2 separate regions of the Mus musculus genome follow, and region 2 is linked to region 1. The links are chromatin loops, found by intact Hi-C in ENCODE. Cell type or tissue: heart. All regions are shown on one strand. Links, peaks and the distances in the headings refer to the core of each region. The heading gives the core; the rest is flanking DNA.

The links. Peaks named below come from ENCODE experiments on the same cell type or tissue, not always from the same donor. Only the 100,000 strongest peaks of a DNase experiment are listed, where the experiment ranks them.
Region 2: it touches region 1 in a loop (7-fold over the local background); 8 of 42 quality-filtered maps call a loop at or near these places.

What each region holds. Positions count from the first base shown.
Region 1 is chr9:59,557,373-59,573,526 of GRCm38, reverse strand. Hexa (hexosaminidase A) reads right to left here. Exons shown (of 14, transcript NM_010421.5): 5 at 16,129-16,154; 6 at 15,392-15,493; 7 at 14,071-14,203; 8 at 12,450-12,630; 9 at 11,501-11,584; 10 at 11,159-11,231; 11 at 10,477-10,660; 12 at 10,213-10,303; 13 at 9,540-9,644; 14 at 8,418-8,706. The coding sequence ends at 8,643. Among named protein-coding and RNA genes, the nearest start is that of Celf6, 13 kb to the left of the region's middle. In heart, for the core only: CTCF peaks have their summits at 6,229 (motif pointing left) and 7,697 (motif pointing right); DNase peaks (open chromatin) are centred at 6,146 and 7,766.
Region 2 is chr9:59,669,945-59,686,098 of GRCm38, reverse strand. It overlaps Pkm (pyruvate kinase, muscle), which reads right to left. Exons shown (of 11, transcript NM_011099.4): 6 at 15,362-15,632; 7 at 14,374-14,524; 8 at 14,026-14,178; 9 at 10,365-10,531; 10 at 7,874-8,055; 11 at 6,727-7,371. The coding sequence ends at 7,265. Gramd2 (GRAM domain containing 2) reads right to left here and starts at 5,945. Exons shown (of 12, transcript NM_001379375.1): 1 at 5,847-5,945. The coding sequence starts at 5,887. In heart, for the core only: CTCF peaks have their summits at 7,560 (motif pointing right) and 10,297; DNase peaks (open chromatin) are centred at 5,978, 7,518 and 10,288; H3K4me3 peaks cover 929 bases; H3K27ac peaks cover 807 bases; H3K27me3 peaks cover 2,111 bases.

The sequences.
Region 1 (16,154 bases), core at 3,563-11,562:
GTGCTCTTACCCACTGAGCCATCTCACCAGCCCTATTGATCTATTGATAAAGATGCCAGTGGCCAATGGCTGGGTGGAAAGAAAGAGGTGATACTTCAAAGGCTGGCCTTGACCTCTTAATTCTTCTGCCTCCACCTTCTAAGTGCTGGGATTGTAGGCATGTACCATACCTGGTTTCATAATGACTCTTGACATCTGGTATTGTCGTGGTAATATTCCACAAAATTAATGTGTGTATTGCCCTTTAAGAATAGATAATGGACCAGGCAGTGGTGGCGCACACCTTTAATCCCAGCACTTGGGAGGCAGAGGCAGGCAGATTTCTGAGTTCGAGGCCAGCCTGGTCTACAAAGTGAGTTCCAGGACAGCCAGGGCTACACAGAGAAACCCTGTCTCGAAAAAACAGAAAAACAAAAGAAAAAAAAAAGTTTGTTACTCTTGGATTTTTATTCTTTCAGTTACTTTAAAATCCTTTCCAAATTCAACAATTTAAAAATTGGGATATTAGCCTAGCATGGTGCCACAGACCATGTGTGCCTTAATCTCAACCCTCAGGAGGCAGAGGCCAGCCTGGTCTACAGAGAGAGTTCCAGGACAGACAGGATTATACAGAAAAACCCTGTCTTAAAAAAACAAAATAAATAAATAGAAATTAAAAAATAAATAAAAACTGAGGTCTTAAAAGTGTACCTCCGGGGCTGGTGAGATGGCTCAGTGGGTAAGGGCACCCGACTGCTCTTTCGAAGGTCCGAAGTTCAAATCCCAGCAACCACATGGTGGCTCACAACCACTCATAATGAGATCTGATGCCCTCTTCTGGTGTATCTGAAGACAACTACAGTGTACTTACATATAATAAATAAATCTTAAAAAAAAAAAAAGTGTACCTCCATGGTAGACTGCTTGTTTAGCAGGTACAAGGCTCTTGTTTTGAATTCCACTAATGCAATATGTAAACAAACAAACAAAAAACGGGCTTCACTGGGTTTGGTGGTGCACACCTCTAATCCCAACACTTGAGAGACAGAGGTAAGTGGATCTCTGTGCGTTAGAGGCCAGTCTGGTCTACATAGGTAGTTCCAGAACAGCTAGGGACACATAGTAAGACCTTATCTCAAAAAAATGGATTTCATTTGGAATCACATTGACACTATAGACCATATTAATCTCTTGGAATATTGAAACTTCTAATCCATGATCATGCCATATACCTATATATGGGTCTTCTTATATCTTTCCAAACATTTAATAAGTTTTCCCATAAAGTTCTGCTCTGGGGAGTTCTTGTTTGTTTTGAGACAGGGTCTGATGTAGTCCAGGCTGACTTCAAACTCATTATATAGGCAAGGATGTCTGAACTTCAGGGCCTCCTGCCTCTGTCACCTCCCAAATATTGAAGTTACAGGGGTGTTTCTGCACTTGTGGCTCCCTTTATCTTCATGAGGTTTATTCTTTGGAACGTGTAAGGCCTACTTCTGTCACATGAGGTGCACTGATGTTTATCTAGACTTACATAACTCAGACATTTGCATTTATGGAAATGTTTGTACATGGTCAGGAAGTATCACCTCTTTTGCTTGAGCCAAGTCTCTTTCTTTGTAGATAATACAGGTAGAGCGATAGGAGATGGCACTTCAAGACATGGCTCCTTTAGAAGCAGGAAGCTGGACTTCCATGCTGAGAGATCTAGCAGTCAAATGCGTTTAAAAACCTAAAAGAAACTCAGAGTGGAGAGATGTCTCAGTGGTGAGGGCAGTTCCAGAAGATCCGCGTCAGATCTTACCTCACGTTAGGAAGCACACGACTTCCTGTAACTCCTTTTTAGAGCATCTAATGCTCTCTCTTCTGGCATCTATGGTCACCTATATTCAAATACATAAACAACACATATACATAATTACAATTTTTAAAAATTATTTTTCTGGAAAAATCAAGTCAAGTGCATCGACTAGGATGCGATTCTAAGTGTGCCAAGCCTGAACAAAGATGGAGCAGTGTAAACAGAGATAAATGGACCTAAGAACTGTTGATGTAGAATGAGCACATATGGACAAAGATTGGAATAGAAAAAAGTTAAACAGGATTCCTAGATTGATTTCTTTCTTTTTCTTTTTCTTTTTTTCCATTTCTCAACACTGGGTTTCCCTGTGTGATCCTGGCTGTCCTGGAATTCACTTTGCAGCTGGAGTCTGCCTCGGACTCAGTGATCTGCCTGCCTCTGCCTCCCAAGTGCTGGGATTAAAGGTTTACGCCACCACTGCCCGGCCTCCTAGATTTCACCTGTAAGCACTGGTGGAATTGTGTAATACTGAAGTGGAGAGCTGTGAAGATGTGTGAGGGACAGTCAAGGGATAGGGAATTCAGAGGACATGGACATGTGGACATGTATGTATGTCTTTGTGGATAAACCTACATATGACATTATATAGAAACACATACAAACATTTATAAGAAAAAGTAAGGCACTAAGGACTTGTTTACATATGAATAATATTACGTTGAAGAAAAACAAAGGCTGTGTACAAAAAAAAAAAAAAAAAAGAGTCTGTAACGCCGCAGAGGAGTACCTGCTCAGCCTAAGCAGAACTCCGGATTTAATTCTCGACACTACAGAGAGGAGGAGGAGAGGGGGAAACCGAGGATTTCATGCCTGGAAGTCCAGCACCCATAGGCTAACTCAGGAGCATTGCTCTGAATTCAAGCATCACCTGGGCTACATAGTGAGCTCTGAGGAAGGGAGATGAAGAACCAGCTTGCCTCCATCGTAGGCTCAAAAGCCATCTTATAGTAAAAATCAAACTAACTTCATTCTTGTTTATGCTTAAACTTCTCTTTTTCAAGGATTGGGCTATGCCCCACCTGTAACCTAACCACAAATAGTTCTGTACTTCATATTCCAGAAATGGCAATGATGTGTCTGTTTCAAAAGGTTATATGGCCACCTACTGACTACCTTGTCAGGACTATGACTACTTTGTTCCACCACCTTGCAACCATGCCTTGGTTTCAAGAGGTCATTAGGACTAACCTGTTTGTCCTGCTCCTATAACCCCACCTATTTTCTCCCATTTGGAACCCCTACCCCTAAGCTAGAAAAGCCTTGTCTTCCTCATATCCAATGCTGACCTCTCAAACCCTGCCTTAAGGGGAGGCAGCTTGTTTTAATTAATTAACTAATTAATTAATCAATCAGTTAATTGCTTTAATTTGACAATGATGATTTGGCGGCTCCTCCCATTTTGAGGATTAATAAAAAGAAGGAAAGAGGGAGGAAAGTGAGGAGGGAGGGGCAGAGGGAGGAAGGCTCCCAGCTCCCAGCTCCCAGCCCCCAGCCCCCAGCCCCCAGCCCCCAGCTCCCAGTTCCAGCATTGTTGGGTGGACATAGCTAAAGAGTGCTTGCTGGAGGGCGGCAGGAAGAATTTCACAGAAATCTGGCAAGGGAGATTTTCAAGAGGGAGAAGTAAAAAGATTCAAAGTTCAGAACCAGGTCACAGGATACATAGCTTACTACTTCAATGTGTCCTGGCTTTAACATGCAGCTCATCCCAGTCTTGCTTAGAAAGGCTCTGGATGGGGCTAAAACCAAACTACAGTGTCCTGGGCATGATGGGAAGGGAAAAGTGAAAACAAGTTAGTGCCAACAAGAAAACCTGAGCTGAGAGCCTTTAACTCCATTAGAGAAAGATGGGATGTGTGTGGTGGTTGAGGGAAGCTAGGGGTTAACTTGGTAAAATGCCATACATTCAACTCCCTAGAGTTGCACAAACTGAGCATGGTGGTTCACAACTGGGATCCCAGCATACAAGATACAGAGGACCAGAAGTTCAAAGGGCTCCTCTGCTGCATAGTGAGTTTGAGAGCATTCTGGGATCCATGAGACCCTGTCATGGATGAACAGAAAACTTGGCTCAAACCAAGATCTAACAGACTAACCGGCATCATGAGTGTGTCGTGTGTGTGTCCAAAAAAGAAGACATCTAATGTAGTGGCCAGTGGTGGCATAGCAAAAGGTAGGGTTGAGCTTGGAGCTTCATTCTCTAAGCAAATTCAGACTCCAACTATCTGTATAATCATACTGAGCCACAAAACCTTTCTATCTGTCCCTGTGATGGTTGTCGACTTGGCAGGATCTAAACCCAGCCCTGGGTGTATGTGTCGGTGATTATCTAGCCTGCATTAGCTTCTGGGAACATCTGTGAAGGACACCTTGGTTAGGTCAATTGCAGTGGGAAGATCCACCATAAACGTAGGTGCCATCATTTGGAGGGCTGAAGCCCTGGGCCCCATAAACTTGAAAGCAAGCTAAGCACTACTAGCATTCTCCCTCTTAGCATCCTCATTGCAAATGCAATGTGGCCAGCTGCCTCAAGTTTCTACAAATGTGACTTCCTCACCACAATAAACTGTAACCTCAAACTATGCGCCACAACACCCCTTCCTTCCATAGGATACTTTTGTCAGGCTGTTAACCCTAAGAGGAAAAGTAAGGAGCCCAGTGAAGATAATGGTGACGCCAACACCAAAAACGGGATGACATGGGATGGAGTGGTGGGTGGGCCTCTCCTACCTACACACCAGGCAAGTGCCCTACCACTAAGTTACATCCTAAACCCAATATCATTGCCGAGTACTCTACACATTTGACATGGCCAACACAGAGGAGCGACAAAGCACTTTGTTGCCCAGCTGACTGTCCAAGAATTCTGACTTACAGAGACTAGATAAACATCAGCAGTGCCCTCCAAATTTCTCCATCCAACAATCCTTTATTAGGATAGAGTATTCAGGTAACTGACTACCCGCTCTCATTCTCACATTTAGCCAAGTGGAACACACTCTACCTTCCTTCAGTGTCTGCCTGTCAACAGCTCTGCCTCCTCTTTTATACCCTTCTGTAGTTTCTAAGCACCCCTCCTGTAAACTGCAATAAAGTGATCCATAGGCAATTTATTAATAGATGGATGTGGTGATGCATGCCTGTAATCCCAGCACTCGAAATATTCAGGGATGAAGTCAGGATTTCAAATAGTGAATTAAGGGTAGCCTAGGTTATATCACATCTTGTCTCAAATTAAAAAAAAATTTCTTTTTTGAGACATGTTTTCTTTGTGTAGCCCAGGCTGTCCTGGAACTTCCTCTGTAGACCAGGCTGACTTGGAATTCAGAGATCTGCCTGTCTCTGCCTCCCAAGCATGGGGATTAAAGGTGTGCACCACCCAGCTTAAATTAAAAAAAAAGGAAATAAATCACAATTAAGTATCAGACACTGTAGAAAAATGTGATTTAAATTAAATTATGGAAGGTAACTTTGGAGAAGGGAATAGGATTGAAAGACATACCTATTTTTTTAAAGTTTATGGCATTGTGTGTTGTACACATGTATGTGCATGCATGCATGCTCATGATCCACAGAACTTATAAGAAGTCAAGGAACAACTTGGGCTCAGCACCTTTACCTGGTGAGCCATCTCAACAGTCCTGTGTTTCTTCTTCTTAAAGCTATCTATCCTGGGCTGCGGATGTAGCTTGGTGGCAGAGCACTTAATAGGCATAAACTCTTGGGTTCAACTGGTTACCATGAATGGAAGCAAATAATTGTTGAGATATTATAATCCTGTGTTAATAGCAGTATAGAAAAGGATGCTAATTTTCAACCTTTTAGAGTTTATTAGTAAAGGAAAACAATTTTACTTAACAAAGCTCCTAATTCTTATTTTCAGAGTAGAACAAACAAACACACACTCATCATGCCAGGTCATCAGACCCTGAATCTAGATTATGGGTCAGGTTAACCTCACAAGGTACTGATAAGAATTACGTGGACAGACCTCATCGGTGTTAGGGATATTAGATGGGGACTCACATGTCTCATATGAACATAGAACACATTATCCTTACCTTCCCAGTTATTGACCTTCCTCACTTCAATGGTCCCGAAGTTCCCCGACACCACCACAGCATTCTTAGTGCCGTAGTGGCACCTGGACCCCTAAGCCCTGATGTGTTATCCCTACAACCATCCATTGATGTGCACTTGAAGTCATCGGGGACACCAGTTAATCATAGTCTTGGAAGGTGTACTGCTGGCCACTCAGCATCCGCTCATGTCAAGGAAAGGGGGGCCACACACGCTCTGCTTCCTTTTAATTCCTATGGGTCCTGCACTTCCTCCTATTCAGAGGAGCGCCAGGGGCAAAATGGGTACTTCTCTGCCCCCTGGTGGTGCATCGAGAACCCTAGCAAGCCTGATTCTGTGCACTGTACACATTGGGTGCCTGGCTGTGAACCTTGTTCCTGGCCTATGGGCAGTTTGAGATCTGACAGTCTTCAGGTTAATGACCTCATGGTCACAGAACACAAACATCGGTGGGTGGCTGGAGAAAAGCACTTGCTGTCTTGTCTTGACCAGGTTACTACCATTTTTAAAAAAAAAAAATGGTAATAACATTACAGAAAATGTTTCGGGGCTGGGGATTTGGCTCAGTGGTAGAGCACTTGCCTAACAAGCTCAAGGCCCTGGGTTCGGGTCCTCAGCTCTGGAAAAAAAAAAAAAAGAAAGAAAATGTTTCGTTGAGTATAGTCACAGAAACTTAGTTCTAAGACCTATTTTTGTGGCTTCTTCCCTCACTGACTCAGATCAGTGCTTGCTCTTTTCCTGAACATTGGGAACGCCCAAGATGTCCTGGGAGAGGTCAGGGGCATTTAAAGTCTATCGACAATGTTTCTGTTATAGTTGTCAGGTGAAGAGTCTGGGGGCTGGCAGACTAACAGGGCTCAGTCAAACAGCAGTAAATCACAGATTTATTCAGTGTGCAACAAAGAGGCCTCAGCTGTCCTTCCAGCATGGCACATGGAGGGCTCCCAGTTTGGGGTGAATTGTCTCAAGAAACCGATACCTGGCTAGGGGTGGGTGGGATGGGTGAGGCACACATTTAATCACAGCATTCAGGAGACAGAGACAGATTTCTATGAGGTCCAAGCCAGCCAAGGCTACATGCTGAGACTTTTGACTTAGAAAAGCAAAAAAAAAAAAAAAAAAAAAAAAAAAAAAAAAAAAGATGTGTGTGTGTGTGTGTGTGTGTAGTGGGGTGGGGCGTAGAGGTGGCTCCAGGTTAAGAAAACTCCTGTCCTCAAAGAAGACTCGCATAGTTGCTATAGTTGATTCATAATTGTCCATCACTCCAGTTCCAGAACACAGGATTCAGATATACATGTGAGCAAAACACTCAGACACATAAAGTCTAAAGTATGGAAAGGGGGGATACTCAGAGAGGGTGTCAAGTATCTATATAACTTTCATTCCTGCCAGTATTGGTCCATTTCTGCAGAGTCCTCACTAGCAAGCACCCTCAGGCTTCTGAATAACAGATGAAAGAATTCTTTTGATGTAGAGGTAAAGGCTTAGATTATGGTTCCAGGCTAGAACTCGGGCTTGGCTAGGTGGGACTTAAATTCCTTAAGAATTTTGCTCTAGCAGAAGGTAGTCACTCTATTCCTGTAGAAATGGCACGACAGAGGCAAATCATAATGGCCAATCCGGTCCCCAAAGAACCTGCCTGAGGGACTGAAGAGTAGCAGTTAAGGACCAAGATATCTGGCCCTGCCTTTCAAAAGCTTCAGTACCCAGAATGCTGTAAGCTGATACCTGGAACCTCTTCCTTGCCTCTGCAGACCAGGCTAAGGGACCTGCAACCAGCAGGGGGCAGGCTGCATCCACAGCTTGACAGTTCTCTAAGACAGTTCATCTTAGAGGATACCAGGTCACACCCTCATCCGGGGCTCAGTCCCCAGGGCTTCACTTTCCAAATCAGCTGTGTCATTCACAAGATGCTATGGGCTGACAACCGGGAGGGAGGAGTGGGAAACCGGCTGCACTACTTTGGATTTGTCCAGACCCCTCAGAAACAGGTCCTTCAAATTCAACACCTTGCTGTGACTGCTGGTGTGTGGTAATCTCAGAATTTGGGAGGCAGAAGGCTCAGAAATTTCAAGGCCAATATATACATCAAGTTCAAGGCTAGCCTGGCTCACATGAAATTCTTGCCTCATGTGATAAAATCAAAAGACTTTATCCCGGTGCCTGAACCACAGTATCTGCTCAACAGTACACAAATAGCGGGGTCAAGGAAATTTAAGAACCCAGGAGGAGAGTGGAGCAGAGGCTCAAGGGAAGTGACCACTGGGACCAGGCTGAGTCTGGAGCTCCCCTAAGCTCCCACAGCATCTTCTTCCACAGACAGAAGCCTTGGAAGGGACACAAAATGAAGTGTCCTTTCTGAGGACAGACATGTGGGAGAACTGGTGAAGCACTCACTGCCTTTAACCTGTACAATCCAGGAGAGGGTCCTGAGTGTAACCGGTGGTGACCTGAGGGCCATTCATTCGTTTTTTCTTTTTACACAAGCAACCCAAACTCATTAGAGAAAATGCCACATAGATCTTTATTGAACACCAGTGCCAGCACCAGCCTCCTTCTCTGTAGTCACAGGGGCACACGGGCAAGGGGTGCTCTCCCCTGGCCGGGAGGCAGTGAAAGATTAGCCCTGCCCCGGGACCTGCTCTCTTAAGGCCAGCACCCTCCTGGGTGCTCAGCGCAGCTGACTCAAAGGACAGCAACCTCCTGGGTGTTCAGCACTGGTGGCTCAAGTCTGCTCAAACTCCTGCTCACAGTAGCCTACACTGATGGGCTGGGCCTGGATTCCTCTCCTGGAAGAGAACATAAAGAAATGGAAGATGAATTATTTGGCCTTGGACCATGGCAACACCATCTCCACAATAACCAAGAGCCTCCTTCCCATTTCAGTGAATCTCAAAATATTACTGTACCCAAGTTACTTGGAGACCTCCCTCCAAGATTCTCAATGAGGGCACTCTTTCTATCGTGCAGGTCTCTACTCCCCCACCAGAATTCAGTTACTTTGGAAAAGAGGACAGAGCCTGAGGGATGTCTGATGCTCTTGGCCCACTCAGATGTCCACTCCTGCTTCTAATATTCAATAAGCACAGCAGTGGAAAGGACTGAGCTGGGGATTAAACCCTGTCCTCGAGCTAAGGCTCAGAAGCCCTAAGAACTGACCTTTAGGGAACCGCTAAGCACACCTCCATTATCACAACAACAACAACAACAACAACAACAACAACAACAACAACAACACAAACCAACCCAACATGCTTGGAGATAAACAAAATGCCACTTCAATTACCCAGTGTCTTAGAGCTCACGACAGAGGGCTCTCAGCCATGTCTGCTCTGCACTAGGCTATGTTTCTATCAAATGACTGCTTACACAAGCCACAGTCAAGGGAGTACAGGTATTCATGAGTCAGTCAAAGCTTACAGGTTCAAATCCTGCTTCCTGCCGATTTTTAATAAAGTACTCAGGGGCTGTATACTCCTAAAATGGAGACAAAATGTTCCCACCTATGGGCTGTGATACAAATTCTACAGGATGGAGTATTCTTAGACAGTACCTAGCACAAAAACTTCTAAAGTTTTGGCTCTTACTCCTTTCTTCTTAGATCTGCCCAGAGCCCGCTTACCTCACCAGCTCACAACGGAAATGCGACAAACGTTTAAAGGCAAAGTCTATATTAGTTGTCAGGTTACTGCTCCACAGTCTCTCAGCGACGGCACCCGCTCTGGGCCTACAGGAGGGAGGAGACAGAAGATTGCGCCCTGTGTGTCTTCCTTCCCAAACTAGCTCAGCCGTAAATGATGCCTTGTTCAAAGTTGACAACCAGATGGGCGCTCTAAGGCAGTTCCAGGGCTCAGTTGCACCCTCATTAAAACCATCCGCATCAGCATACAGACAGTGATTCCAAGCTCCTCCTCTCCCAGAGACATAAGAATAAGGGTAATCCTTAGGGCATGTCAGCTGAAAGTTAACGTGGTATACCCCACTGTATTTGGGGAGGTTGCCGAGAAAATGCCTTTACTCTCATCCCAAGCAAGTACCCCTGGGTTCTTTACGGAACTTGTGAAGTGGAGACAATGGCCATTCTCCTGCACACATAATGCTTTATTGGACGCACACACAGAAGCCACATGGGACGTGAGCATCCCAGGCAAAGAGAAGCATCGTCTCAGAGCCTCCCTCACGGGTGTAGCACTGGGGAGCTGGAAGGGACAGAGACTGTGAGGCACAAGCCTTACCGCAAGCCTAGCCTCTGCACCCCCTACCCTACCTTCCTGGCCTCACCCCAAAATCCTTACCAGAGTCTGGGGACCAGGTTGGTGCTGTCCACATACTCTCCCCACATACAGGCCTCCCCTCCAATGACCAGAGCCTTCTGTTCAGGCGTACCTGAAGGAAAATAAAACAACAGACCATGGTGGTGAGGCTCTCCTCCAACTATCCTTCCAGTGCGGCCTTCTCCTCAGAAAGGCCATCTCATTTCCTAAATTGCAATGTGTTCCTTGCCCCTCTTAACGCCTAGCCTGGATCTCAGCCCAGCCAACAAAGCACCCTGCTCTCACCATGAAACGCCAGGGGCTCCACTTTGTACATGTCCTTCCAGTCAGGGCCATACTTTACACGGTTCAGGTACCAGGGAGCAGACAGCAGGGCCCGGAAGCCAGCCCTGGTGATATCTTGCATCTCCAACATGTACTCTACTGGCATTTCTTCCCGCCACACCTGTATGATTGTATCTGGCCGAACCTGTCACGAAAGGTCAAAGGGCAGTCATGGTACAGAGTTCAGAAGACTCGAGGTTCATTCTTACGCATGGTACCCAGGCCACGGAGAGCTCCCAGCTTCCCAGCAGCAAAGGATGCTTCTGAGCTGAGGTGCTCACTACTTAACAGAGCCCCCTGCTGCTCCCCTCCCAGACCCACCGTAGCTTCCCTGTCTATATAGAAGAAGTAATTACTGGTTGAGAGCTGAGGGGAATGGCAGTGGGGTCCAAAGAAACAGAGGATCTAAGTCTATGATTCAGAAGGAAAGCACAGCACACAAAGCCTCAGGAATCCACAATTAGATACGAGGTTCTGACCTAAACTCCAGCGGCCACACTTTTGTAGCTCTTCTAGAGAGCTAAAGAGATGCCGCCCAGCTCTCGGACCGTAGAGCCTATTTGGCAACATGATTGGTCCCTAGAGCGGTCAGGGAGGCCCGGGAGATTGAGATGGGTGCTTTCTCTTCTCTGCCCCTGCTCACCTTCACTTTATTATCAAATACCTCCTGCCACACCACATAGCCCTTGTCATAATCAGAGACGATGTCCAGCAGCCTGGAGAGGAGAGGAGCATCAGCAAGGTGTCACTCGGCTGTGTGTGCCAGCCCTCCAGGCGCTGAGCCTGGCAGGGCCTAGCCCTGACTGGACATGAGCATCTCTGGGTAGATCTACCACCTGACCACTCTAAACCTGAACAGATAGGACAAAGGGACCCTTAGGGAGCAGGGAATGGTCCTCGGGACTGACTTTGGTACTGAGAGCAGACACCATTCCCCATAGAAGGTGATCCCTAACACGCCCGCCCGCCCTCCTTCCTTCCTCACGTCTGGATGTAGAAGGACTCCAGCTGCTTGAAGTCAGTAAAGCCCTTTTTCTTCATGAAGGCCTGGATGTTGGGGTTGGACTTCCTGGGAAGCCAGAAAAGAGTGGTGATTAGCTCTTCCAGCATCCTGTAGCCATGACAACCTTCAGGTTAGGCATCCAGCCCCCTGCAACCTGCCCCTTCCACCTAAAATATCAAACCACCCGAGACAGCCCAAGGTCTCCAGCCAACTTGTAGCCAGGTAAGACTGGAGAACAGACACAGGCTAAGAAAGAAAGAGGCCTGATCTTGAGGAGTCTCAGACCCGCGCTCTCAGGGAGAACGCGCCTTCCATTTGCTCTCTGGATCACACTAGTCTCGCAAGCCTATGATCTCTGACCTGCTGCAGATTCCTTAACCTACAGTGCCTGTGTTTGCGTCCATGCCTTTCTCATCATGTTCCCAAAAGACAAACTTTCCTCACACCTAACTCTGGGGCCCACTGCTCAGAAGCCCCTTGGCCCCTTTTGGCCGCTGTAGATCTGAGAGTTTGAGCTTTATGACTTAACATTAACTAGGTCTTGTCACAGGCATTCATGAGCTGCCCAATATGGGTGCTGGGTGGGAATCCAAATCTTATTCCTCAGTCCTCTGATATACATCAGTAAGTGCTCTCTAGCTTGCACTAGACTCTTGATTGGACTATTTTAAGCCTTCTTAAGTGGGGACTGTTTTTCTTTATCCTCCATTTTTCCAAGACAGTTCTAGGCTCAGAATGAGGATATCCATAAATATCCCAGGATGTGAGGGAGGAGGAGGAGGAGTTCAAACCAACAGTCTTGCTCCTCATATAGGGCCTCTCTGGGCTGAGACATGGCTCCCTTAGAGGTGAGCCCGTAAGTAGCAGCAGCAGGCCCATAGTGCTGAGTAACCCACCCGCAGGCTGGTGCGTGAAGTCCAAAGGCTCCTACCAGCAGGTGAAGTCGACTTCATCCCCTCCCAGGTGGAGATAAAAGTCCGGGAAGACTGAGCTGATCTCCAGGAAGAGTGTGCTCATGAAGTCATAGGTGCTGTTGAGACTGGGGTTCACCGGTCCAAATGTGCCAGAGAGATGAGACCCAGAGTAGCAAGGTGTTAATAACCCAGGGGCACCTAAGTTAACAGAGAACCCACGAGTGTTACACATACACCTGCCCATGGATACTCCTGCACAGTAGGCCCTAGATAGAGTAGATGACTGTTCATCCACACGTGCAGTGCTGGGTACTCACAAGCATCAGTAACAACCTGTTTAGTCACAATTAAGTAAATACAGATATATCTACCATCAGAGACTGAGGCTGGGCTACTGGCAATGAATGCCGATGTGTACGATCTTACCCCACACACATTTTCCAGCATAAACCACCCAGCCCCTCAGGGCTAAGGAGACAGCGTGTCAGCACCCACTGACAGCCCCTCCACTCTAGCGCCTGCTGCCCATTTCCACATTCCCCGAGGGCTGTGTCTGGGCCAGGAGGCAGCCTATTCCAGTCTTCCCAAAGGTGTCATCTAGGGTTCACTCGGGGTTCCTGGATACAGAAGCAAGTGACTGAGCAGCAAAAATGATCATGCAATGGTGATCTCCAAAGACTAGCTTCAACTTCTTCTTTGTTTTTTATTTTGCTTTGTTTGTTTTGTTTTTTTCAGAGAGGATTTCACTGTGTAGCCCTGGGTATCATGGAACTCACTCTAGACCAGGCTGGCCTTGAACTCAGTGATTTGCCTGATGCTGGGATAAAGGTGTGTGCCACCCCCAATCCCCCATCTTCTTTCATACAAATTCTACCCTAGGGGTCAAACTCCTCAGTATCTACTTTAAGGTATAAAAAACCTACAGCAATGTCTGGGAAACACTTTTGCTTTTGTTGGGAGGGGGGGAGCAGGGGAGGGGGGTGGGAGGCAGAAGGCAGAAGCCTGAATCACTTATGCCTCAGGCTGGCATTAAATTTTAGATCCTCTTGTGGTTTCCTAAGTGTTGGGTTTACAGATGTCTATCAATATGCATGGCCTCTTCCCTTATATACACAAACACATACATACATACACACACATGCATACATACATAATTTTAAGGCTTATCTGTTTTATGTATATGGATGTTTTATCTGTGTATGTGTATCTGCACACCAAAAGGTATCAGATCCCAAAGGGCTACTATTACAGATATTTATTATCTGCCAGGTTGGTGCTAGGAATTGAACCTAGGATTTCTGGAAGAGCAACCAGTTCTCTTAATTGTTGAGTCGTATCTCTCCAGCCCCATCTGCCCATAATTTTACTAGTGAAAGTCTCTGCATAAATTAAATTTTTCCTAGGAGCAGCCCAGGCAGGAAGACTCTGGGGCCAAGACACCCTTAGGAGTAACTTCCGAAGCAGGAGCTGGCTCACTTGAGCCACTTTCTTGCTTTACCTATGGAAGGAACTCCCTCTAGGCAGGAGTTGATGGAGAACATTTTTTCAAGAGCCAAGGCCAAGATATAAGACATCTAAGAACCAACGCCCTGGAGCCCCTCTTTTAGCAGACGCCTCCAACTGCAGCTCCATTCTTACCTGGCCCCCAGGACAAAGTGTGGCCAGGAGTGTCAAATTCTGCCAGCACACGGATACCCCGAAGCCTTGCGTATTCAATGACCTCCTTCACATCCTGTGCTGTGTAGATGTGAGTGACAGGGTTGAAGGACCCCTGAAAGGCAGAAGATACGCTTCAGGATCTCATTTCCTGTGGCTACTGGGAAGAGAAGATATTCAAACACCCTGAATTTTAGAACACTCGTCCGAAGCCCATGTGTACTGGTGACTTCTTCAAGAGTCTATTATGATAAAACTATGATAAAATTTCCCCAAAGTTATCACATCTACTGCTTTCTTTTGGTGAGTGTGCATGTCTGCATGCGGCAGCACCATTGTGTGTGTTCCTCTACAACTTTCTTTTATTTTCTGAAATAGGATTTGTAATGGTTTGAATAAGAATGGCCCCCATACAGTCATAGATTTGAATGCTTGATTACCAGAGAGTGGAACTATTAGGAGGTGTGACCTTGTTAGAGTAGGTGTGGCCTTGTTGGAGGAAGTATGCCACTGGGGGCAGGGTGGGCTTTGAGGTTTTGGAAGCTCAAGCCAGGCCCAGTGGCTCACTCTCCTATAGATATGCTGCCTAGATATCTAGAAGAACACCGCTCAAGCTACTTCTCCACCACGTCTACCTGCATGATGACAATGGACTAAATCTTTCATCTGTACGCAAGCCCCAATTAAATGCTTTCATTTAGCCGGGCATGGTGGCGCATGCCTTTAATCCCAGCACTCGGGAGGCAGAGGCAGGCGGATTTCTGAGTTCGAGGTCTACAGAGTGAGTTCCAGGACAGCCAAGGCTACAGAGAAACCCTGTCTCGAAAAACAAAAAACAAAAACAAACAAACAAAAAACCAAACAAATAAATGCTTTCATTTATAACAGTTGCCTTGGTCGTGGTGTCTCTTCACAGCAACAGAACACTAAGACCTGAACCTGAACCTGAAACTCAGCACTGGGCTCCAGGTACCCACTCCCATCCCCCACCCTCACCAGTCCTCAGGTTGTTCAGCAGACTGCCTCATCTTCCCAGGACAACATCTACTGCTTTATCTGAGCAATCTAAGGCTAATGAGATAAATAAGAAGGAATTATGCCCATTTAACAGAATGTATGTAAATAACATCAAAAAACAAAACCAGGAGATATTAGCCACGGAAGGTTATAAAACAAATTAATGTGAGGACTTGAATCCTTGGGTCTTGACTTCAAAGCTGCTGCCCTTTCCTTCTGATTAGTTAGGCTGAGAACTACTGCCCTTGAGAACCTGAAGACCATGTTTGGGTAACGTGAATCATACCTTTCTGGTGAGCTCTGGGAAAGTGAAGCTCTCATATGGGAAGGAAGAGTCGTCCACCAAGTGCCAGTGGAACACGTTGAATTTATTGTATGCCATGACATCCTGGAGGTCAGAGCACAGATCAGAACCCCATACTGGGCAGACTACTCTATCTACATACAGAAGCAAAACTCAACCTTCCTCAAGTTCCAGGAATGCACTTATATTTCTCAAAGCATGTTTCAGAGCCATCTTTCAGATGAATTTTGACTGTAGCACTACAGCACCCTCTCGCTTTCTATGTCCCCATGGATCTCAGAGCAACATTTCCACATCCTCCCTTCTGACTGAGATGTCTGTTGGGAACTCAGCTGTCCCATAACTTAACTCACAGAAGTCAAGGCTAACATCTATGTCAGCTCCTTTAGTTCCACCAAAGGGATAAAGGAAAAGCAGCCCCAGGTGGTAGATGAACAACTGCACATCAGATTCAGGAGTGCTAGCAACTTCCCCAGCAAAGGCTTTACAGCAACTTTCCTATAATCTTGACTTAATTAAACTGCAGTCAGCTGTGCCTGGCAGAGAAATCAATTCCCCCAAAACAGTATAAGCAACACTGTATCCAAATCCATCTTATCCTAGAGTAGGCAGTCATCTACACTTTTCCCAGGGGCTCACAGAGTTACATAGAAAAGCTCTATTATGCCCCACTACCCAGACCTATGCATGAAATGAAGAAGGCCCGGAGGCCTGGTTACCAGTGTATCCAGGATGCTAGACAATG
Region 2 (16,154 bases), core at 3,108-11,107, 110 kb before region 1:
AAGGATGGTACAGTATGAGTAGCAATCAGAATTCTATTTACAGTAGACTACAATCTACCCGCTCTGCTGAAGTCTACGAGGCCATAATAACACAAATCACTGGTGGACACTAGAGACCCATCTTATAATTATGAAAATCAGTAAATAATTCTTTGAGATTTTATTTATCTATTTTAATGATTTGTGGTTTATGTTATGGGGATTGGTGTTTTGCCTGTTTGTATGTCTGCGTGAGTGTGTCTGAGCCCCTGGAACTGGAGGTACAGATGGTTGTGAGCTGTCATATGGGTGCTAGGAATTGAACCTGGGTCCTCTGGAAGGAGCAGCCAGTGCTTTTACCACTGAGCCATCTCTCCAGCCCCTGAAAATGAGTGCATAAAAAGAGAGAGCCAAGTATTTATTCCCAGTACTAGCTGTCCTCAGAGTAGCCATGTAATCAAAGAGGGAACCCTTATTTGAAAAGAAAGAATCCACCTGACAAATGAAAAAAAGGCTTGCAGAATTAGATCCATGATCCTTTTGCTCTTTAATGAAATGAGTCTAGGTGGCATAAACATCAGGGGTTACTCACATGACCCAAAGGGATAGAACCAAACATTGGGTTTTCCTGAAATGTCAAATACCCTCCCTACTTGCCCAGGGATCTAGATCCACCTTCCAGGTGAGAAGTTTTGCTTGTATGTAAGTTTGTCTGTCTATGCGCTCCTTGCAAGCCTGGTGTCTGTAGAAGCGAGAAGATGGCATCAGATCTTCTGCAACTGGAGTTGCAGATGCTTGTGAGCCACCGCTTGGGTGCCGGTAGCAAGCCTGAGTCCTCTGGAAGAAGAGCTAGTGCTCTGAACTGCTGAGCCCCATCAATATTCTGACCACCACCACCAAAGTGGGAGTCAGGCATTGCAACTCACACCTGTAATCTCAGTGTCGGGTGGCTGAGATAAGAGGAACCTCATGAAATCCATTTCAAGGCAATCTGGGCTATAGTGACTCTCTCTCTCTCCTCTCTCTCTCTCTCTCTCCCTCTCTCCCCATCTCTCTTATATACACACACTCTTAAATGAAAATTAAAAAAAAAAATTAAACACAGAACAAAAAATTTCAATTTCTTTGGTAGCAAAGGAAGCCTTGTGATTCCGAATGTCACTGACTTACCATAAAATTAAGTTTCTGAGTAGCCCTTCAAGTTTCAGAAGTTATTTTTGGAGCTTGGGACATAGTTTAGTTGTAAAATGAATGCTGAGTGTGTATGAGTCCCTGATTTAGATTCTCCAGCACCACCAAAGAAAAACAAAAAGGCTCCAATAATGACAATAATGTAAATAATGTTCTGTGTGGTCTAGGTGATCACTAGCAAGCTCTGAGTCGTCTTGGTTCATTCCAACACAGTTGAAAATATAGAAAGGAGCAGCCTTACAGACAGAGACAGCCATTTGCCCAGGCAAACCAAGGTTGCCACCAACCTTCAGTTGGAGAAAAAGGGGAATTGATGAGATGAAATATCAGGGGGACTGGAGAGATGGCTCAGCGGTTAAGAGCATTGACTGCTCTTCCAGAGGTCCTGAGTTCAAATCCCAGTAACTACATGGTGGCTCACAACCATCTGTGATGGGATCCGATGCCCTCTTCTGGTGTACCTGAAGATAACTACAGTGTACTCATATACATACACTAAATAAACAATTCTTAAAAAAAAGGAAGAAAGAAAGAAAGAAAGAAAGAAAGAAAGAAAGAAAGAAAGAAAGAAAGAAAGAAAGAAAGGAAATGAAATACCAGAAGGGTTTGGACAACTGTTTGCTAAGCCTTTGATAGGCTATGTCAGCACATGAAAAAGGAAAGCACTTCACTGGAGACTTAAACAAAAATTTTAAGTGCTTTTTATTTCCACTTAAAAAAAAATTCCAAGCTGGTCTTAGTGATGTAAGCATGGAATCTCAGCTCCTCGGGAGATTGAGAGTTTGAGGACAGCATGGGCAATTTATGAAAACCATTTTAAAAATGTAAAGAGCTGGGAAGTCAGATGTGAGGGACCAAGGGTCAGGGTCAGGCTGGGGAGATAGCTGGGATGATCCCCGGCAGAGAGCCTGCCTTGCCAGCCCGATGACTTCAGTCCAGTTCCTGGAAGTTATGGTGCAAAGGAGAAAACTCCCCCAAAGTGTTCCTTTGGCAGGTATGAGGTGCATGCCTTTAATCTAAGCACTTAGGAAGTAGGTACTCTCCTTTGACCTCTGTGCCTGTGCCATGCACACAAGAGCTGAGACTGCACACATGCTAAAAGAGAATAGAAAAGTAAAGAGAGCTCAGTGTTGGGGGGACTGGAGAGATGGCTCAGTAGTTAAGAGCACTGACTGCTCTCCCAGAGGTCCTGAGTTCAATTCCCAGCAACCACATGGAGGCTCACAACCATCTGTAATGGGATCTGATACCCTCTTCTGGTGTGTCCAAAAACAGCTACAGTGTACTCACACAAAATAAATAAATAATTCTTTTTTTTTTTAAAAAAGAGCTCAAGTTTGTTTTTTGTTGTTTTTTGTTGTTGTTGTTGGTTTTTTTTTGTGCCATATGAAGTATAAGACTAGCCCTGGTGACATGAGGTCCCGTCTGAAAAATCAATAATAAATAGTAAAAAATATATTTTTAAATAACCCTGAAAGAGTTGGGGTTGTGACTTAATGGTAGTGTGCTTGCCTAACCCTGGAGCCGATCTTTAGAGCTGCATCCTAGGCAAATAGGTAGGTAGTAGCCTAATGTAATTTTAAACATCATCGAGGAAATACCAATTTAGAACAAAGACTGAAAGGCCGATTCAGTTACTACAAGTATTAAACCAAGCCTAAATTCTAACCAAGTCTCTCTCTCTCTTGGTTTTTGTGTGTTTGTTTGTTTGTTTTTTGTTTTTCGAGACAGGGTTTCTCTGTGTAGCCCTGGCTGTCCTGGATCTCACTCTGTAGACCAGGCTGGCCTCAAACTCAGAGATCTGCCTGCCTCCGCCTCCCAAGTGCTGGGATTAAAGGCGTGCACCATCACTGCCTGGCAAGTAATTTCTCAACTAACAAAAATGTGTAGATGTGGGAGAAAGAAGAGAGGGGAGGCAGTTTGTCCCTTTGAAGCTTATATGCTTAAGAATAACGCACACTGCCACCATAGGCAGGTACACTGTAGGGGAAACTGTTCTCAGTCATGGAGGAAGCTCATTCCTCATGTGTATGTGTGTGTGTGTGTGTGTGTGTGTGTGTGTGTGTGTGTGTGTGTGCGTGCATGTGTGCACACGTGTGTGTGTGTGTGGTAGGTGAGTATCTGTGCACATTCAAGGAGGCTAGAGGAGGATGTCTGGTGTCCTGCTCCACCACTCTCTTCAGTCCCTTGGGATGGGGTCTTTCCTAGCCTGGAGTGTGGCTCAGTGATGTCTCTTTCTCTCCCTTCTATAGTGCTGAGGTTGCACGTCTACTGGCTACACCCAGCTGGAACTCAGGCCCTCATGCTTAAGCCACGATGTTACTATCTACTGTGCCATCTCCCCAGCCTCAGGAAACTCATTCTTGGGGCTATGTGCCCTAATCCCCATCCATCCCTACATTAATAAACAGGTAGGAGGATTAATCGTAGCTTACAGGTTAGAGACTAGGGGCCGAGAGAGTGATGCCGTACAGTCTATGTGAAGAGGTACGGAGGCCAAGCCTGACCGCTATCAGGCTCATCACTGTATCCAAGATCGTTGTGGAATTAAGGGAAACCTGTCTTCTCCTCTCAGAGAAGGATGAACACATCATTCTCCAGGATCCAGACTCAAGTACTAGACACTGAAGTGGAAGTGGAACGCTACACCCTTCGTGATTTGATGGGCTCCCAAGACAAGTCACAGCAAAGGGAAAAATATGAAAAGAACCGAGGCATCTCCAGAAGTGGAGGTGGAAACTCGTTGGGTAGAACCACTGACTGTGTGGAGGGGCGGTCTCTAGGGAGCCGAAGTCACATCTCTTCTTACTTTGTGGTAAAGCAGGCTCTGAGACAGACGTGATTTGCTCCAAGTCGCAGCAAAGTGGGAAGAGCATCTGAATTCATCTCTGACTCTCAGAGTGAAGCTCTTCCTGTCAGTCTTATAAATAGGGAACGTGTCTCTCAGCAGCCAAAGCAACAGCTTAGCCAGCTTAAGGGCTGGGTGGAGTCACCTTGACAAGCACTAGCAGATCATGGGAAAGCTAGCTCCCTGGAGGCTAGCAGGCATAAACCACCCTGAATACTGTGTCCTCACCCCTAGTGGGGTCACCAGAACATCCCCAGTAAATGAATTAACATATTCACTTCTAGTCCCAGATAAAGTTTTGAGGACCAACCCGAGTTTTGAAATTTTAAAACAAGCACCAACAGTAAGGCCTGGATGAGGCTCAGTCTGACCTTTCCAGACTATTTAGAAACTTCTTGCCCTCTGGGAAGCTGAGAAAACCTTTTCTACTTGGCCCCAGCAGACACCTCCTGAATTGCTGGGGTGAAACCAGTCAGCTTTGCCCACTGGGTCTGCTCACTTGCCCCAAGGTCCCCACTAAGAACACCCTTAATGACTGCCAAACTCTAACCTTTACTCTAAGAATGCCTTTCTATGCTGCAGTCTAACTGGCCTTATGAGGAGACTGAAGAGCAGTCCACAGGGCGAGCGATACCCTCTACCCATCTCTTCTGGCAAGACTCTTGTCTTCCAGCTTTAGGAGTGGAAGGACACCTTTGCACAACCAGATACGTACGTTGAAGGAGGCAAACCCAGAGACAAAGGCTGATCACAGCTAGCCCACCCCCTCAAGCCCGTAGAGGACTGAGTGCTAACTCATCACCCTATGTACCAAGGTTGATGTGGGAACAAGATCACATTTGCCCCACCTCAATCCATCCTGGCTGGCCAGGGATGTCCAATCCTGCAGGTTTGGGGCTGGGTGGGAGCAAGAATTTACAGTTTCATCAACGGGCCGCATCTTCCCCCTAAATAATCTCATCTGCACCACTTCAAAAGTTAAATTCCCTAACTCCCCAGGGCTGGACCTGAAATCATTATGTAGTCCAAGATGACCCTGAATCTCAGCTCATGTAAGCTTCCCAGGAGCTAGCAAGCATGAACCATCTTGCATACGGTGCTGGAATTGTAGATGTGCATCACCAATGTGTTTTATGCAGTGCTAAGGACCAAATCCAAGGCCTTATATATGCTAGGTAAACACTACCTACCCTCCCAGCTCACAGTTACCATTCTTGATGTCATCTGCCATGCCGCCTCCTGTCTTCTCTCCCCCCACTTATTCTCCACTACCTGCAAGAACTTTCCTTTCCTCCCAAGCCGACTTTGAACCAGCTCTCTGGGCTTGGAGACCAGCCCCAGCCCGCCCGGGCCTGGCGCACGGGGTGCGGCCGAGTCGTGCTGGGACAGCTCCACGTTGCCTCAGAAGCAGCCGAGTGTGCTCCTAAGAGTAGATCCCGCTGGGAGTGGAGAGGAGAGGAGAGGAGCTGATTTTGCAGAGGCCCACAGGGAAGCGCCAGGCTGTGTGTGGAGACAACCGGGACTGGGGGGTCGTTATGGCGAGAAATGAATGAAACACAAATGAATGGACCGCGAGGGTGGCCGACACGAGGTGATTTCCAGAAGGGAGCGTGCCTTCCGCTCGCCTGAAGCCACCAAGACACATCGGATACATCGCACCAGACTCGCACACCTCACAGCCGGGCGGAGGCGCAGGGTCCAAGCCTAAATTTCTGCGGTTGGAAGTGCCCAGCCGGGAGGCAGAAGGCGCCTAGGCGCGGCATTCCCAGAGTCGCCCTGCCCTTCGTCGCAGCCTCCTGGACCTGGAGCCCCGGGACGCCTCCCTTACCTGCCCGCCTCGACAGGCTCGCTACGGCTCAGGGCGGTCATCGCAGCGCCTTCTCCGGGAGCCCGAGGCCGTGCGCCAGACCCAGTGCCCTCCGGGGACCGCCCACCCCGGGAAAGGCCCGCCCCCACACGCCTATTGGCCGCTCGCGCAGAATGAGCCTGGCTCAATTGGTGGAGCCTTCCCCGCTCCCAGACCGCCCTGATGGGTCCCAGCTGCAGGTAGGTCTTCAAAATTGTGAGGTCGAGGAAACCAGGGCCTGGGTCCTCAATTATGGGACTTCATATCAAAATGTTCCCTCAGGGCTCTTCATTCTACTCCGCCTTCCAACCTCCTTACCTAACCTGAGCTCTTGGTGCTGCAACATCTCAATTTCAGAGGCCTTAGCCTCTGACTAGGTGGCTGTTGGGAGTTGCCAGGGACAAGGGTCCCACCTTGTTTCTATGTACCTTATTCCTGAGGGCAACAGGAAAACAAGAGACCCTTTGTGCTTAACTGTTATGGAGGCTGAGGGTTTTGTGAAGTATCCAATCAGGGACTCATCCTACAGCGCCCTCAACAGGCCTCTACCACAGGGATCAGCCCACTATTCGACCATTCTAGGTGCTAGCTGAACCTGTCCCAGACTTTTCTAGTATTTGCCCTGAAATAGAACGGATCAGCTTCCCGATACACAGCCGCACTTTGGTGCAGGAGGCAACTTATATACTCCCAAAGTATTCAGTCTCCGGCGTCTCCAGTGGTCCCGTGCTTGAAGGTTATCTGGTGGATCCATAGCACCCAAGGCCAGGCCTCCTGGCTGTTGTCATTCTCAATTGCTCAAAGGGCAGGGCTCGACCACCACTACCAACCCCCGGAAAAAAACAAAACAAAACACAACACAGGTGCTTCAGCTGCTGTTTATTGACATTCAGGTGGGCACTATAGCAACAGGCCTGGAGACTCTGCAGAATACAAGGTGGAGAGTGGAGTGTCTGCAGTGACAGAAGTGGAGTGCACAAGAAGTGGGGAGGCCAAAGCTGTTGGGAAAGCAGGTCAGGGCCAGGGCCAGAAGTCGTCATCTACACTGGGACCCTGGGCCCCACACCCTCAGCCCCTACTCTTTTGCTGTCTCCTGACTCCAGGCTAGGGCTGGGAATTCTGACAACTTTCTACAGAAGCAAAGCCCAGAGATGCTGCCGCCCTTCTGTGATAAAGTCAGGGTTTCCAGTCCTGCATTCCTCCTCCACCCCTGGCTCAGGTAGGGCCCTGAATAATAGCTGGTCTCTATTGCATGTTTTAGAGGCATTAATTTTCCCTGGTGTCCCAGCCCACCAGCGCCACACTATGGCCCAGAGTGAGCACTACAAGCGTTGCTGGCCTAATGGAAAGGATAGGGGAGGGGAAGGGACAGGGGCTAGAAGAGGGGCTCCAGAGGGCCATCAAGGTACAGGCACTACACGCATGGTGTTGGTGAATCCAGAGCCAGGGCGCCACCCGGTCAGCACAATGACCACATCTCCCTTCTTGAAGAAGCCTCGGGCCTTGCCTGGGGGGAAAAGGAGGTTGGTGAGTAGAGGTATACACTTGAGGAAAACTGCAAAGCCCCACAGTCCTAATTGATCACACAAAGTGGCACTTTTCCCAACCCAGACACAAATCCAACAAGGCAGGTGCAGATAACTGCCCTAATAATCCTCGTCTGGGTAGGGGAGCAGGTTGACAGTTACTTCTTCTCACCACAAGATGGTGCAAGCCTCCTAGCCTAAACAAGGGCTGAGGCTGAACTCAGAATGCAGAGACCTTTGGACACCATTCAGTTTATACTCTAGAGAGTCAGGGTCAGCTGCCTCCTTGTCTCTATATAGGAATAAGGCCACAAAAGCTTGTGTTCCCCACCCTCTAACCCCACCCTGCTCAGGACAGTAGCTCCAGCTAATCTTACAACTGGGTGATAAAACAGATAGGCCCAGCCCATGACTTCAGGAAGTGGTAGTTTTAGGGTCCCCATTTATTAGCACTTCATCATTCCCTTGTTTCCAGCTACATACCAACATCCATGGCCAAGTTTACACGAAGGTCGACATCCTCAGCCCAGGCATTCAGCACGGCATCCTTACACAGCACAGGGAAGATGCCACGGTACAGATGGGCCTGGCGAGCAGTCTGGGGATTTCGAGTCACGGCAATGATAGGAGCCCGAGGGCGGTACCTGGCCACTTGGTGAGCACTCCTGAGATGGAAACAGGTTGGAAAGACTGACCGTTAAACATGTCATAAGACCCTTTCAGTAAGCCTAAGCCAAAAGTAATACCCTCTAATTCAACTCTGGACCACAGGCTTTGCCCACTGACAACTGTTTCAAGGTCTGGCCTGCCCCTCAGACCTGTCCTGTCTTTTCTAAGATGATTATCCTGCTCTCAGTATGGGCAGTCCTATAGGAGCATGGCTGGTAGAATTCTTCCCACAAATGAACCCTTCCATCTGGCAGTGAGGCAGCTTTGGCCCAATCTCAGCAGAACCCACTCCTGTAGCTGCCAGCAACTTTTACAATCCAAGTACCATGTGCCTAGCTCCTGACTTCTTCTGCAAAGAACAGCAGCAGAGTTACCAGGCCCTGGAAGCCAACAATGTTCACCATAACACTATACTGTTCTCCTATGGGAGTCCTAGCAGCTAATGTTAAAAGAAACCTCAGAATTTCTATGGTTTTAGAAATCTGGGTGGTAGGGCTGGAGAGATAGCTCAGTGGTTGGGAGCACTGACTGCTCTTCAGAAGGTCCTGAGTTCAGGTCCCGGCAACCACATGGTGGCTCACAACTATCCATAAAGAAATCTGACACCCTCTTCTGGTGCATCTGCAGACAGCTACAGTGTACTTAGATATAATAATAAATCAATCTTTAAAAAAAAAAAGAAAGAAAAAGAAATCTGGGGGCTGGAGAGATAGCTCAGCAGTTAAGAGCACTGATTGCTCTTCCAGAGGGCCTGAGTTCAATTCCCAGCAACCACATGGGATCCCAGCAACCATCTGTAATGGGATCCGATACCAATGTCCTCTTCTGGTATGTCTGAAGTACGTGTACTCATATAAATAAATAAATTTAAAAAAAAAAGAAAGAAAAAGAAATCTGGGTGGTGATCAGGTGTGGTAAGAGGAATATCTGGCCATTCAAGATCCCCTGGGAATGTAGGGAACCCCTATTCTCAACCTGTAACAAATGATAGTGTCTATCTCTATCAGATTACTCAATTAGCTAGGCACGGGGGACTGAGGAATTCCACAGCAGAGCTTCATGCTAGCCTGCATACATAGGCTTTGAAGGAAGGAGGTAGCTGCTGGAACCAGGAACTCTTCAGAGAAACCCCAGAATTAGCATAGACCTTGTATTTTAGAGCTTTCAAAACTCCAGGACTAAAAATGATAGTTTTAGTGTCCCCATTTCTCAGTACCCCATCATCCCTGGCTTCCAGCTACATACCAACATTCATGGCCAAGCTTACACAGAGGCCACCATCCTCAGCCCAGGCCTAAGTAGCTTTCTGCTACTTAGTTCATGAACACTGCCTTAGGGAGACAGACCAGTGCCTAGTCCTCCACACTGATTTTACATGTGTTTGGCTTTCTGTAGCTAGGCTGTGATACAACTTGCTCTTTCTTCCTCTGCACCATGAGCACTGGGGCTACAGGCACACACCACCACACTTGGGTATTTTTTATCTATCTATTGTGCTATATAGATAGATAGACACTGGGCACCTCACTCTCTCCCTCCACCGTACATTCACTACAGCTGCCTGGGTATTCTGACCACATGCATTAGATTTCCCCAGGACTGGAGTCAGACAGTTGTGAGCTGCCATATATAGGCAGGTGTTGGGCCTCTGAAAGAACTGACAGTGCTCCTAAAGGCCAGACCACCTTTCCTGGTGACCTCTGTGTGCACTTTAAAAAAATAAAAAGTAATAATAAAAAACCTTTAAGGTGCCAGATTCAAATTCAGATAGTCATGATTGTGCAAATCCTTTATCCACCAAGACCCCTCCAAGTGTGTACCCTTGCGCATACCCAGGGCCAGCCTTCTCCGTCCTCCATGGTTTCTGGGGACCAAATATGGGTCAAGCTTGTGTAGCAAGCAACTTTACCAGCTGAGCTATTTTGTGAGTAGGGCTCTGTCCTGGATGGAACTCACTTTGTAGACTAGACAGGCTACAAATCCAGACATTCGCCTACCTCTTTGGCCCAAGTGCTGAGATTAGAGGCATGCTCCGCCATGCCCAGCTGCCACGCAGTGTTCTGTCAAAAGGCCCCACAGTACTAATCACGGTGAAACTGGGTGTTTGTTCCAGCTCTCTGTGAGGCAGGCTTTGAACGTGCACTGGAGCCAGCCAGTTGGTTTGGTCTATCTGTGAGTGCTGCCTGGAATCCTCTAGTGGCAGCCAGGGGCCTTAAACTGGCCCAGAGCCACTCACTCTTGGCATCCTCAAGGAGAGGTGTCAACTGAGCGTGGGCATCCCCAGGGAGCCACTGCCGCCTCCTACCTGCCAGACTTGGTGAGCACGATAATGGCCCCACTGCAGCACTTGAAGGAGGCCTCCACGGCACCCACGGCGGCAGCTTCTGTGGGGTCGCTGGTAATGGGCGCCAGGCGGCGGAGTTCCTCGAATAGCTGCAAGTGGTAGATGGCAGCCTCTGCCTCTCGGGCAATCTAGGGGAGCAACATCCGTCCAGAGGGACGAGGACGGGGGACAGGGCTTTGTCAGAGCTTTGTCACAAATGGAGAGGGAGGAAAGGAGTCACAGACAACTGGGAAGGAACATGTCCCTGGGCACAAAAATGGCCAGGAGAAGGTGAGCCACTCCATGTTCTGAACTGAGCAAGATTAGAAACTCCACAGGAACCATCCTGCACCAGGTGCTGTGACTTCCACTGTGCCCAAGGGAATCCTTTGGTCCTGCCCTATGGTGACCTTGGCTGTCTTCCTGAAGGAGAGAGGCTGTGCCTAGGCTCAGGCACATAGCGGACCTAGTTGCGCGAGAAGCTGGTTATCCTATAATGATACCTGCCCTTAGGGCCCTACCTGCCAGACTCCGTGAGAACTATCAAAGCTGCTGCTAAACACTTATAAGAGGCCTCCACGCTGCCCATGGCCATGGCCTCCATGAGGTCTGTGGAGTGACTGGAGGCTCGCACAAGCTCTTCAAACAGCAGACGGTGGAACATGGCTGCCTCAGCCTCCCGAGCTATCTGTAAGGTTTAGGGTAGGAGGGATAAGGAAGAGGGATAAAGGCAAAAACAAGAGAGACAACACATGGAAAGACAGGGAACTACATCAGAGAGGAAGGAAGGCACCCTTAGGTTTAGGTTTAATCTTTTCTTCATGCAGAGGCAGATGCAGAGGCAGGGTGGTCAAAGCCCATATGCTCCTGGAATGGTTGCGTGGGATTTTGGGCTGCTCCTTTTCCCCTTACTGTTCAAATACAAGGAAAGTTCCTTCCGTTCTAGAAAGATATTATCCTTTTGGGACTTTCCCCTTTGTTTCTTAAAAAAAACCCCATCCCCATGTGTTTATGAGATGGGACTCACCCCCATGTGTTTGAGATGGGATCTTACCATAGCCCCTATCAGCCTTGAACTTGCCACAGTTATCCTCAAAAATCACTATTTTCTTTGCCTCAGCCTCCCAAGTGCTAGGATAACAGGCAGGCACCATCAATTTCTTTTGTTTTTGATTGAAGCTAAGACAGGGACATATTGTTAGGCCCTAGGACCTTGGCATGGAAAGATGCCAAGGTGGAGCCAACCACACTTCCACTTGACCACACTGCCTCATGACACAGCTTACAGGAAGAACTAGGCCTCCCCTCCACACACGGCTGTGTGGTTACAAGACATCTAGCTTAGCCTACATACAAGAGCGAGTCCTTGCACCTGGTTTATAATAGAAACATCTGGGCAGCTCTGAAAGCTGGGGTCAAAGGTCAAAAGAGCCAAAGTTACATGGTGCGCCAGTTCTAAACAGAACAGTGGCCAACTCTGGCTCACTTGAACACAGTGGACAGCCGTGTGAAGAGGCAGATGCCTGAGAAAGCATGCATGCCTTAAGACACCAATTAAAACTTAGCAATTAAAACTGTTACAAAACAGCAAATGTGTTATATATAGACTATCTGTTCAAGTAAAACCAGGCATTAGAATGAAAATCTAAGTTTTAGAGAGTGCAATCCCAAGTATTTTAGTATAGAGAAGATGTAAAACCAATAACTCACATTTATTGGTAGTATTAGCAGATTTGCAAGTGGAAAGTATTCTTTTAGTTACAAATAAATGGAATGCATGCAGCCCAAAGGACATGAACAGGAAACGACCATAGCTGGGATGTCTAGCTCTTAATTACAGGTCATGAACTATATCAGTTAGACAGAGGAGGAGGCAGCGAACAGATGAAGGGGAGAAGCTATCCTGAGTGTTAACTGATGAGAGAGAAGCTTGCACCCCCTGAAGGGGCAGCCACAGTCTAACCCGGACTCTGTGACTCATCTTCTGAGCAGGGCCATGCAATCCCAGCCTCGAGGTTCTAAGGTGTCTGTTCATAGGAAAGGGCAGGGCATGAGAGAGGGCAGGACATGAGAACTAACTCCTACTCTGCCCACACCTGCTACAGCAGGGTGCAAACAGACAGCTGGCTGGCCCTATGAGGATAGCAAATCTGTGCTCAAACACACTATCACATGTGATTCCCTTTAAAAAGAAAATGAGAATGCAAAGATTACATCAATGAGCCCAGAGGGTTATCTAACATTTCATTATGGCAGTAAATTGTTTAATGTTATGACTAATTAATTATAATTAATCTCATCAAATGCCACCTTGGGCAAGGTCTTGCGGTCATATAAGTCACCCAGAGCTATACAAAGATAAATCCATGTATGTGACTGCATGGTTTAGACTACCTGGTCTTGTTCCTGACCACTCTGAGGTGATAAGACAACTAAGCAGGTGACTAGAAAAGAAGGGGGTTTGGTGTAGATCAGGAAGGCACACAGACTGCTGGAGAAGGAATGTCTGCATGCTAGCTACTGAGAAGCTGTGAAGATCAGCTCCCAATACCAATCAGATCAGGAGGTGACCAGCTGAGACAAGCTGAGTTCAAGCTTCTACAAAACGGCTGGTCTGTTTCAATATAGGCACACATCTGGCTACAGCTACAATTCAGATAAACCATGGGTAGATCATGGAATCTACTTAACAGCTGTACACAAATGAAGCAAGGTAAGATGTCTAATCCTGAAGGGGGCTTTTTTTTCTTTCAGTTTGGGGGCTTATTGGAAACTGGAGACACAAAAAGAACAGTGGTTCTTTGCTGGCCGAAAAGGGAATAGAAAAGCTCCAAGAAAGTTAGCCAACAATGCTTTCATGAGGCAAGGAAAGGTCCTAACTGGCGCCCTAGCTAACTGCTCTGCTCAGGAAGTTCTGGGTCCTCACCCATCACAGTCAGCAGGAGTCAGGTCAGCTGGAAGTCTGTTGTTTCTGTAAGATAATGCCTTATTCTAGCCCAGCCTAGCCTCAAGCTATCTTCCTGCCTCAGGCTCTGAATGCTGGACCTCCAGACCCTATCTTACTGAAACCAGAAGACTTAGTCAAAAAGAGCATAGATTTGCCCAGAGAAAGTCTTTATAATCTCCAGTCCAGAACCTGCTAAATTCAGCACCCATTCCCCACGCCCAGAGCTATTTCTAGCCCTACATTGGGTTTGGCATAGCAAGAGACGTCCCATGTGACAGGCACCATGCAAGGCCAGCTCAAAGCAGCTTAGTATGGCTACAGCCTGCAGTGCAGAGAAGCATCTGCTCATGGGACCATCAAGAGATCAAATTAGAAGCCAAACCAGGCGAACAGCCAAGAATACACACTCTTGGCTCCTTTAGAATAGAGGCCGCCCCGCCGTCTGGGTGTTCAGGAGGGAGGAAGGTATCCCTTGACTAAGTCCTAGGACTTTAATATTTTAGCCAGATGTGGCCTACGTAATGGAAAAGGTAATCGCCAGAGCAGGACAACGTGGTGGGGCGCAGGCAGCGAGAGCACAACGTGAAAATCAAGAAGCAGAGCATGCTCCACACACCTCACTCTTCTGGCCGTGGTCGGAGGGAGGTAAAAGACTGGGTGATGCAGAGGCCTTGGTGGTAGGCTTGGAGGACTTACCAGGTGCTGCATGCGAACAGCCTCCAGAGGGTAGTCCCCCTTGGCTGTTTCTCCAGACAGCATGATGCAGTCTGCTCCATCCAGGACTGCATTGGCCACATCACTGCCTTCAGCACGGGTGGGGCGTGGCTTCTTGATCATGCTCTCCAGCATCTAGGAGGGGACAGACAAGGGCTCTCGGTAAAAGACCATCACTAAATGAGATCCTAGGCCATCTTCAGTGATAATTGCCAAGATAATTCCCTTAAGATTGTGCAGGTGCACAGATCACAGCTATGTGTGCCCAAAGGACAGGACAAGGCCAGGTCTCCTAGGTGGAGAATGCAGAAGGAATGAAATAGCACATGCCTGTGTGGCACAGATGACAGGCTTCCCAGCTCGGTTGCATCGCCCGATCATCATCTTCTGAGCCAGGAAGACCTTCTCTGCAGGAATCTCAATGCCCAGGTCACCACGAGCCACCATGATCCCATCACTGGCCTCCAAGATCTCATCAAACCTGGTAAAGAAGAGAAAGATAATAGAGGACAGGAAGCACAACCAAAGTACCTGGGATCCCGACAGAGATGCTTTCAAAGGTCACACCCAGGGGCACACAGGCGAGGGGGCATCCACAGCACAGTATGATAATACTCACAGCACAACAATTTTACTGGCTGGACTTCTTAAACACCATAATAAATATTTCAGGGAGGTTTTGGTCTGCATCTCACCCCCCACCCCGTTTTGTACTTCCCTAATCGACACTTCAAAGACAGAATGAGGCCAGTGGATCTTCTACAAAGTGGATCATCATTTAGCTAAGGGCACTGACTGCTGCCCTTTGAGCTGACCCACTCCCCAGCCCCAAATACCAAGGCCATCAGCACCTATGGCTTATCAAGATAGAAAGAGACTCCCAGTTGCCCAGTACAAAGGACACAGAGCCAAGCCCACTGTAACCCACAGAAGCAGTTCTAGGGGAAGCAGTAGGGAGAAAGCCAAGTATGAACATTTGTCAATAAACCACTCATCCTTATGAATGCCACCTTAATTAATTTCCATTTACGTAGGCATCATGCTTCTCTATGGGAAGCTGAATGGGCCACTCCTCATCAGCACCATTATCAGACCAGAAGATTTCTAAGGCTTCAAGCTTTAGCATGGACATCTGAGGCCCTTGAGTATCCAGCCGGGTCCCAAAATGATGACTAAAAATACTTGGCCTCCCTAATGCTGATTCAGATGTCCGCCTGGACCAATCCCAGCAGGCTGTATTTTGCTGAGCAGGTATCCAGGACACACCATGGCCACACCCCTCTCAAGGGCTGGGCAATGGAAGGGTCTCAGGACTCACCTGCGGACGCCTTCATGGTTCTCGATTTTGCTGATGATCTTGATGTTCTTGCCCTTCTCTCCCAGCACCTTCCTGACTTCATGCACGTCGGCTGCCTTGCGGATGAAAGATGCAAACACCATGTCCACATCCTGCTCCACCCCAAACTTCAGGTCCTGGATGTCCTTTTCCGACACAGCGGGGAGATCCACAGCAGCGCCCGGCAGGTTCACGCCCTTCTTGCTGCCCAAGGAGCCACCATTCTCCACCTCCGTCACCAGGAAGTCAGCGCCTGTGTGAAAGGGATCACAGAAGACCACCTCAATTTACAAGAAGCAGAGGGAGGAGGACTCTAAAGCCATAATTAAGACTCCAACACACACAAAACAAAAACCAAACCAAACAAAACACTTCAGGAAAGCCAAGTCAGTTTTCTCACCTATAAATACTTACTTACAAACTGCTAAGAAAATTTGAGTTTTAGGTATGGTAGCACAAGAGGCAAATGCAAACAGACCTTTGAGTTCAAGACCAGCCTGGTCTACACACACAGTTAATTCCAAGTCAGGCAGGGCTACAAAGGGAAACCTTGCCTCAAATTAATGAATAAACAAATAAATAGCCACACGAGGTGGTGTACATTCTTTTTTGGTTTTCGAGACAGGGTTTCTCTGTATAGCCCTGGCTGTCCTGTAACTCACTTTGTAGACCAGGCTGGCCTCGAACTCAGAAATCTGCCTGTCTCTGCCTCCCGAGTACTGGGACTAAAGGCGTGCGCCACCATGCCCAGCTGGTGGTGTATATTCTTAATGTG